2 separate regions of the Homo sapiens genome follow, and region 2 is linked to region 1. Evidence: chromatin contacts called from ENCODE Hi-C or POLR2A ChIA-PET data. All regions are on one chromosome and are shown on one strand. Each heading gives the region's core, a stretch centred on a gene start or an enhancer-like site at or near the end of the contact. The rest is flanking DNA. Distances are from core to core; before and after follow the strand shown.

The links. Hi-C counts contacts between places; a loop is a spot of excess contacts on that map. ChIA-PET counts read pairs that join two places held with the same protein, here RNA polymerase II (POLR2A). Pooled maps may share reads with other maps.
Region 2: a map of heart right ventricle shows a loop between it and region 1 (2.3-fold over the local background). The contact joins two enhancer-like sites. A Hi-C loop is called at or near these places in 1 of 168 maps with a recorded cell type or tissue (heart right ventricle) and 2 of 50 pooled maps. POLR2A ChIA-PET finds 5 or more read pairs at or near these places in 3 of 52 experiments (PC-3, activated CD4-positive, alpha-beta T cell and activated CD8-positive, alpha-beta memory T cell).

The regions. Positions count from the first base shown.
Region 1 is chr3:184,906,072-184,910,129 of GRCh38, reverse strand. The region is part of intron 25 of VPS8 (VPS8 subunit of CORVET complex); the gene reads right to left. Among named protein-coding and RNA genes, the nearest start is that of VPS8, 96 kb to the right of the region's middle. RefSeq lists enhancers at 2,229-2,889, 2,890-3,551. Within about 2 kb of position 1,754, at least 4 of the 41 ENCODE cell types and tissues checked have a DNase peak (open chromatin) inside an H3K27ac peak, as active enhancers do.
Region 2 is chr3:185,173,913-185,177,970 of GRCh38, reverse strand. It overlaps EHHADH-AS1 (EHHADH antisense RNA 1), which reads right to left. Exons shown (of 7, transcript NR_038990.1): 2 at 533-651. Among named protein-coding and RNA genes, the nearest start is that of EHHADH-AS1, 13 kb to the right of the region's middle. RefSeq lists enhancers at 1,712-2,236, 2,196-2,490, 2,237-2,761. Within about 2 kb of position 2,395, at least 16 of the 41 ENCODE cell types and tissues checked have a DNase peak (open chromatin) inside an H3K27ac peak, as active enhancers do.

The sequences.
Region 1 (4,058 bases), core at 505-3,004:
ATAGGAGAATCTTGCAAAGAAAAGAGAAAGAGGAAGGATCCCCAAACTCTGTCTACCCTCATCACTGTCTGACCCCTGACCCATGCGTGTGGATCAGAATCAAAGCAGATCAGCCATCCAGAAATGACCTGAGGAGAGACTGGAGCTGCACAAGAGAGAGGGTTTGCAATTCAAGCCCACCAAGAAAATTATCTGATAAAACAATGGAAGACGATACTCAGTGGTGAAAAATACCTGATAGAGCAATGGAGAAAAATACTCACTGGAGAACCCATACTCTCCACACAATGTAACATTCATAATATCCAGATACAGTCCAAAATTATCCAGCATGAAAAACCAAGAAAATAAAATATATTCTTCTTAAAAGTGAATCAAGTCCAATCCTGGGATGAACAAAATGTGAGAACAAGCAAAGATTTTAAAGCGCTATTATAATTATCCTTAAGCAAAAGAAATGGTTTCAGTGCATGAAAATTTCAACAGATAAATGAAGAGTTGCAGCAGAGAAAACAAAAACAAGAACTAAATGGAAATTAGACCGAAAAATATAACTGTTGAAAATAAAAAAATCACTGAGCAGATTTAACAGTTGAATTGACATGAAGGAGTTAAGAGCAAATGAATATGAAGGAAGAGCAATAGAAATCATCCAAGGTGAAAAACAGAGAGGAAAAAAGACCAAACAGAACACAATCAAAACCCAGAGAAACAGACCTCAGAAATGGTGGAGTAAGGACCTGCAAAAATCTCCTCCATAAAAGCAATACAAACACTGGTAAAAACTGTCAAATTGGCTTTTTCAGAACTCTTGAAATTAACTAAAAATTTGCCATAATCTGAGGAATGTTTATTCAGAAAAATGCCTGAATCTCAGGAAGACCAGTGAATTTTAGAGTTTTAACTTTATGTATTGCCATCTCCCTTTCTCCAGCTCTACTGTAGTTTTGAAAACCAATATTGCCTTACAACTTGGGCAGCTGTGAAAACAAGTGGAACACAGTGGGTTTGATAGCGACAGGGGGTAGTCAAATGCCTAGGCAGATAGGGGCGGGTCCCTTGTGAAACCCCACCTTCAAGCCAAAAAACAGCCTGAAGGCTGAAAGACCAGATTACTGGTCCGGATGAAACCTGCAACTTGGAGTGAGAACTTCTGTTTCTGTCTGCACATCCTTTCCCAGTTGATTCTTTCTGAATAATGCCTTTTAACCAATCGAATGTTGCCTTTTCCAATACTGCTACAGCCTGCCCCTCCCCTATTCTGAGCCCACAGTAGCCCCAGACTCACCACATTGAGGGGACTTGCCCGCCTTCGGGTAGTGGGACCACCCCTGTATCCCCTCTCTGCAGAAAGCCATTTCATCATTCAATAAAACTCCCTACCTTGCTCACTCTTCAATTGCCAGCATATCCTCATTCTTCTTGGATGCTGGACAAGAGCTGGGGACCCACCGAGTGTGGGTACCTAGAAAGGCTGTTACACTGGCCTTTTGCCTTCGCTGGCAAAGGGCAGCCACCCCACACAATGGGGCCAGAGGCCGACCGAGCTGCTAACATGCTGCCGTCCATCAGGCTATGGATGGTAAAACTAAAAGAGCTAATTAGCACACTAACACCCCATCTGGGGCTTCAGGGTCGTGGGCACCCTTGTCTGGGTGCTGCTGCATTCCCCTCAAGACCGCGGGCCTCACATGGAGCTTGTTCCTGTGTCAGCACTTGGAGTGGCCAGCCGGATCCCACACTGGCTTGCTCATGTGCTCCCTCCCACAAGGGGCTGAGCGCAGCAGGCCAAGAAGACAGGGTGCCCCTGCTGCAAGTCCGGCAAAGGACCGAGAGAAAATTCCTGTGTCAATCTTGTAGCCCCTCAAATGCCCCATCCTCAGCGAATTGTCACTATTTGACCTATCTGGCAGCTTACTTAAAAGCTCCATTTTCAGGGCTTATTTTTTTTTGCCCTAACTCAGAACTCACTCTGTGGGAACAGCACTATCCCCAGGACATTTGTGAAAACAGTCAGTGCCATTGTTCAACATTACAGCAGGCTGAGACAGTGTTAGTAGTTGGGACTAATAAGTGGTGCACCAAAAACCTTAAAAGGAAAAACTGGAGAACGGGAGATCTGCGGGGCTTTTGAAAAGTTCTAACATATTCCTGGAGTGCTAAAAGGATGTATGCATATAAAGGGCTTTGCACATACCCAGGGAAATTCTCAAAGGCCCTAATTTATAACCCATGGCTGACTTTGCAGCTCTGTGCAAGCAGGAAGGGAAGGCTACAGCAGAATTCTAAACTGCCTGCCAAAGAACTGAAAATTCCAACATAAAATGAAGCAGGAACTGATAGGATTAAAGTGAGAGAGGGACAATTCAACAATATTTGGAGACTTCAATATCCCACTTTCAAAAACAGAACAATCAGTAGAAGATGAACAGGAAAAAGAAGACTTGAACAAAACTATAAGCAAACTAGACCTAACAGACAAAGAAGCCCAGAGAATTTCACCCCAAAATATGGCACCATGGTGTGCAGATTATTTTAAATTAAGGGTCACTGAAGGTCAGCATATGCTGGGAGAGACTTGTGAAAGGAAAATAAATCTTGGGACCCCAAAATCACTAAGCCAAAGGGAAAACTCAAGCTGGGAACTAATGTCAGGCAAACCTGATCCCATTCTATCCCTAAATAAGATAGCTACAAAGATAAGAAGCTACATACCTCCCTCACAATTTACCCACAAGGAAATTCCTTGTGGACAAAGGACAGACAGAACTCAAAGTCATCCCTCTGAGGCTCACTGGAGACAAATGCATATCTAATTTCTTTCTCTGCCCTATTGTTTATGTAAAAATGCAGATTCACTGAGCCAGACTAAATTGTGTATTCAGTGGAAGGTTGATCAAGGACTCAAAAGAATGCAACCTTTTGTCTCTTACCTACTTCTAACCTGGAAGCCCTCACTTCAAGCTGTCCTGCCTTACCAGACTGAACCAATGCACATCTTAAACGTATTGATCGATGTCTCATGTCTTCCTAAAATGTATAAAAGCAAGCTGCCCATCTTGGACACATGTCGTTAGGACCCTGAGGCTGTGTCACGGGTGCATCCTTAACCTTGGCAAGATAAACTTTCTAAACAGACTGAGACCTGGCCTAACAGGTCTCAGATAACTTTAACAGGTTAAAGATATTTTGAGTTAACAGGCTCTACTCTGATATTATGTGATCTACCTTAAGACCGGACCCTCCAAAGAAAACACAATTAATTGCCTTCCATCCCTTCCCTGAAATCTCTTTATCTACTGAGGAAAAGAAACCTAAGGAATACAATCGCACCTCTACAAGCTTTTTCACAAGATAATGTCTGCCTCTGAACAATGATCCAAATATTATTGGATCATTCAAATTCCAAAGAGGATCCTTTACAAGTTAACTTCTGTCTCCCAGGTCCATTTGTTCCCCTAATAATCATTTACGACCCCTTAAAAGAACTGCCTATTTCCCCATCTCCCTTCTACCCCTAAGAAAGGATGCATCTGTACCTCATTGGGTTTTTGAGTAATCATAGTCCTTCAATTACCCCATATTTATGCATGTTAACAAAAGTATATGCCTTTTTCTACCCATTAATCTATTATTAATTCATTTCGACAGACTTACACTCAAAGTTTCAGAGGGAAAGCTTAAATTTCCCTACACGGATATCTATGTAACACTCTATCCAACAACAGAAGACATTCAACACATTACTATGCTCAAGTGCACATAGAACATTCTAGAGAACAGACCTTACATGAGGTCATAAAATAAGTCTCAACAAATTCTTAAAAGATATAAATCATAAAAAGTACATTTTCTGACCACAAAAAAAAGTAGAAATCAATATGAGAAGGAAATGTGAGAAATTCACACATAGGTGGAAATTAGACAACACACTTCTAAATCACTAGTATCACAAGAGAAATTACAGAATACTTTAGGATGAATGAAAATGAAGACAACATATCAAAACATATTGCTTTGAGGAATATTTGTAGCTGTAAACACTTAATTTTAAAAAA
Region 2 (4,058 bases), core at 1,146-3,645, 270 kb before region 1:
GAAGTCACCTTGTTAGAAGGGCTTTCTCTGATGATTCCGTATCAACAGCAACCATTCCCTTCCCCAATATTCCCTGTCTCCTTGATCTTGCATTTTCTTCATAGCACAGTTACTGTCTGACAATACTTTCTATGCTTCCCCCTCTAAAATATCAACTCCTTACAAGCAGTCATTTTTGGTGTTTTGTTTGTTGTTGTGTCTGGAACCTAGACCAGTGCCTGGACATCGGAGATGCTCAATATATTTGTTGAAGAAATAAAAATCTTAGTTTATACCTTGTCTTAGACTAGCCATTCTAAAAGATCCCACCTTGTGTTCTGCATGCTGGAGATTAGCCCAGGCTATGTTAGAACACTGAAGGAAGGCCGTAGAAAGATTGCTCATCCATCATCTGCCTCAAAACTACCTGGCACAGCTTAACGTAAGAAATGTAAAAGCCAAATTTCCATTGGTAACCTAACTTTCGCCTTGTCTACCCACCCCTAATTATAGAACAAATGATCCAAAAAAAGTTTGATGATTTGTGACTTACATTAAAAAAAAATCTCATAGTCCCAGCTACTCAGGAGGCTGAGGCAGGAGAATTGCTTGAACCCAGGAGGTGGAGGTTGCCATGAGCCAAGATCATGCCTCTGCACTCCAGCCTGGATTCTGCCTCAAAAAAAAAAATTTAAAGGAATTAAAAATCAAATTACATTTCATTGTACAATTTACAAATCCACTTTTTCGAGACAATAATATTACATAACAAAGAATATAAAACTCAAGAATATTTGTTATTAGAATGTATGAGTATTTGAAATATGAACTGTTACAGAAAACGTCTTGGCCATACCACTAAATTGTCAGTTACCCAACTGGCCCTCGGAAACATCTCATAATGTAGACTCTACGTTGGAAAATAAAACAAACTTAATGAAGCGCAATTGATAATCACTTCCAAGAACTCAAAGTATGGAGTGTGGGTTTCGTCTTGCTGTGTTTTGTTTTGTGTTTTTGCTGCACTGCCCACCAGATGGTGCTGTTGAGAAGTTTTCTTAAAAATTCTGAGTTCGGGGTCAACTATTAACTAAGTAATAGAATATAATTTCTATGTTCAATAGCGGTTCTCTAATATTGTTTTTATTACTTTAGACAAAATGTTCTGTAGGCTCCTGGAACTTGTGCATGGGTGGGATGCGGGTCAGTTTCATAAATAATAGGCAATGTGAGTCGGTGGAAATTGGAGATAGAATTTCAGCTGCAGCAGCATTTGAAATTAGTAGATTTTCATGATCATTATGTACTTGGCTTCCCAGAGTTAAAATATTATGTAAGATGTACACAATTTTTTGTAGCTCTTGTTCAGCCTACAAGAGTGAGCATAATAATACCATTTCAATTTTTAAAATCCAATTGCTTATTCTTACATGGTTCCTGAAAAGCTAGCTTTATTAATTCTTTAAAATATGGGCAAGAATTTTAAAAATAATAATTTAACAGTTGGATTTGTGGCTCTTTCTACACAGATATTTTGTCTATTAGTAAATTCAGGGATTTTTTTGAGTGTATGCTATATACTGTATATCACTGTAATCATAGTACGAGCCATTCATACAGTATAGCAATTAGTCTACCTGGCCATTTCCTAAGAGCCACTAATTTTAATGAGAAAATCAGTGAATATAGGTAGTCAGATTTTACCTGATTTGCTACCGTTTTAGAGCTTTCATGGAAATTTGAGAGTCAGTGACCTCTTTTATTTTATCCTTTGTGCAAATGGAACCTTGCCGTGAAATAGGCATTACACTTGCTTTTTCAGATTAAATTCCAGCTTCTTTACCTTTTACATGTTGACTCTATTTTCCATCTTTTAATCATTATTGTCACCAGAATTGGGACGAGAAAAGGAAGGCGCCATTTACATAATCACTTGGCTAATCATGTACATTTATTTACATAAGTTATAAATCTATCTGAGAGAATGAGAAGCAGACCCGGGGGGAGTGAAGAGCCTGGGGTGGGGGTTGGGACTTCCCAAAGGTCCTTCAGGGAGAGGGAATCTGAGATGTTAGCTTTCCGGAAGTCAGAAGAGCGTGGACAGCAGACATCTGGGCTTGAGGGCGCTGGGGCCTGCCTGCGGGGAAACACAGGCCACGAGATTGTCTCTGGGGAGAGCGAGAGAAGAAAGCGAAGCAGGCGGCCTAAGCAACACTCAATGTACTGCTTTCTCCTTTTCTCTCCAGCTGATGTTCCCACTTCCCAGGGCCTCCGCCGGGACGTGGGGATGCAGAGGATCAGCAGCTGTTCTGCTGGGCTGCTGGCAAGGGAGTGGCTCTAGCACAGACACCCCTTTCTTCTTCCTCGGAGGGAGCAGGAAGTTGCTGAGTGAAGCGTTGTTTCTCAACCTCTCCACCCCCCAGTTATCAGAGGCAAGGCTCTGTGTGGCCGTCTGTCTCCTGTTCCTGGGCAGGGCTGGGCCAGAGGACAACACCAAGATAAATAACCCCAGCATACTAGGGCCCTCTTTTACTGCTTGTGGACTTAGGCAACCTGGCAGTGCTAGCCAGATTCCAAGGCTAGAGGCTGGCTTAAGCGAAAGGGGCAATTTGGGGAGTGGTCTTGCTCTGATGCCCCAGAGCTGTTTGTTTTTGTGCCTCTAGTTAGTAGAATATTTGGAGCCATAATTGCCAAATGTGTAAAACCACACCGTTTTTGGGTTAAAGAGAGACAGACGAGAGAAAGAGACAGACACAAAATGCATCTTTAATATACCTTAAAATATGTGTATATGCATAATAATAATTGTCCTTTTTTCTTTTGTTTTCCTAAAATCAGAACAGGACAGCACACTCTCTCTGTCCACCCATCAAGTTCATCATCTGTGGATCACTGTATTTATCATTGAAAAAACATACACCACCCCTAATATTGCAGAGCAGCATTCTAAATATTCTGCTTGTATTAACTCATTTAATTCTCACAATACCCCTATGCAGTAGGCATTCCAGTATTATTATCACCGTTTTACAGATGAGGAAACTGAAGCACAGAAAGATTACTTTTCCAAGGACACACAGAGATAAACCCAAGTTTTTTGTTTGTTTATTTGTTTTTTGTTTTGTTTTTGATTTTGTTTTTGTTTTGAGACGGAGTCTTGCTCTGTTGCCAGGCTGGAGTGCAGTGGCGCAATCTCGGCTCACTGCAACCTCCGCCTCCTGGGTTAAAGTGATTCTCCTGCCTCAGCCTCCTGAGCAGCTGGGACTATAGGTGTGCGCCACCATGCCCAGCTAATTTTTGTATTTTTAGAGATGGGGGTTTCACCGTGTTGGCCAGGGTGGTCTCGATCTCTTGACCTCGTGATCTGCCTGCCTCGGCCTCCCAAAGTGCTGGGATTACAGGCATGCACCACTGTGCCCAGCTGTTTTTTTGTTTTTTGGTTTTTTTTTTACTGTAAGTTGTGGGATACATGTGCTGAACATGCAGGTTTGTTACATAGGTATACATGTGCCATGGTGGTTTGCTGCACCTATCAACCCGTCTCTGGGTGATAAACCCAAGATTTTAACGTGGGCAATCTGGCTCTAGAGTCTATGCTACTAATTATTATGCTATGCAATTTGTACTTATTTATAAATCACACACATATGCTACTGTAATAACATTAGTATATACCTCATGAAACACAAACATATACGGACATTTTAAAAGGCAATGTTAAAAATAAATATAAATATAATTTCTGATATTTTCTTCCTTGACTCCAATAGATTGTCTTGTAATCCCCCATTTTAGAGACCACTGTTTGAGAATTTGGAGCCCTGTGGAAAGAGCCTGACCACGACAGGCTCAGGGAACATGAGCTGTACCACTTCACCATTAATACAGTGAGCTTCCGATACTTTCCAGCACCATGCTTCCTTTTTAACACAACCAAGTTTTGCAGATGCTCATATAAGAGTTGTACCTTTAGGCCGGGTGTGGTGGCTCACGCCTGAAATCCCAGCACTTTGGGAGGCCGAGGCAGGCAGATCACCTGAGGTCATGAGTTTTAGAGCAGCCTGGCCAACATGGTGAAA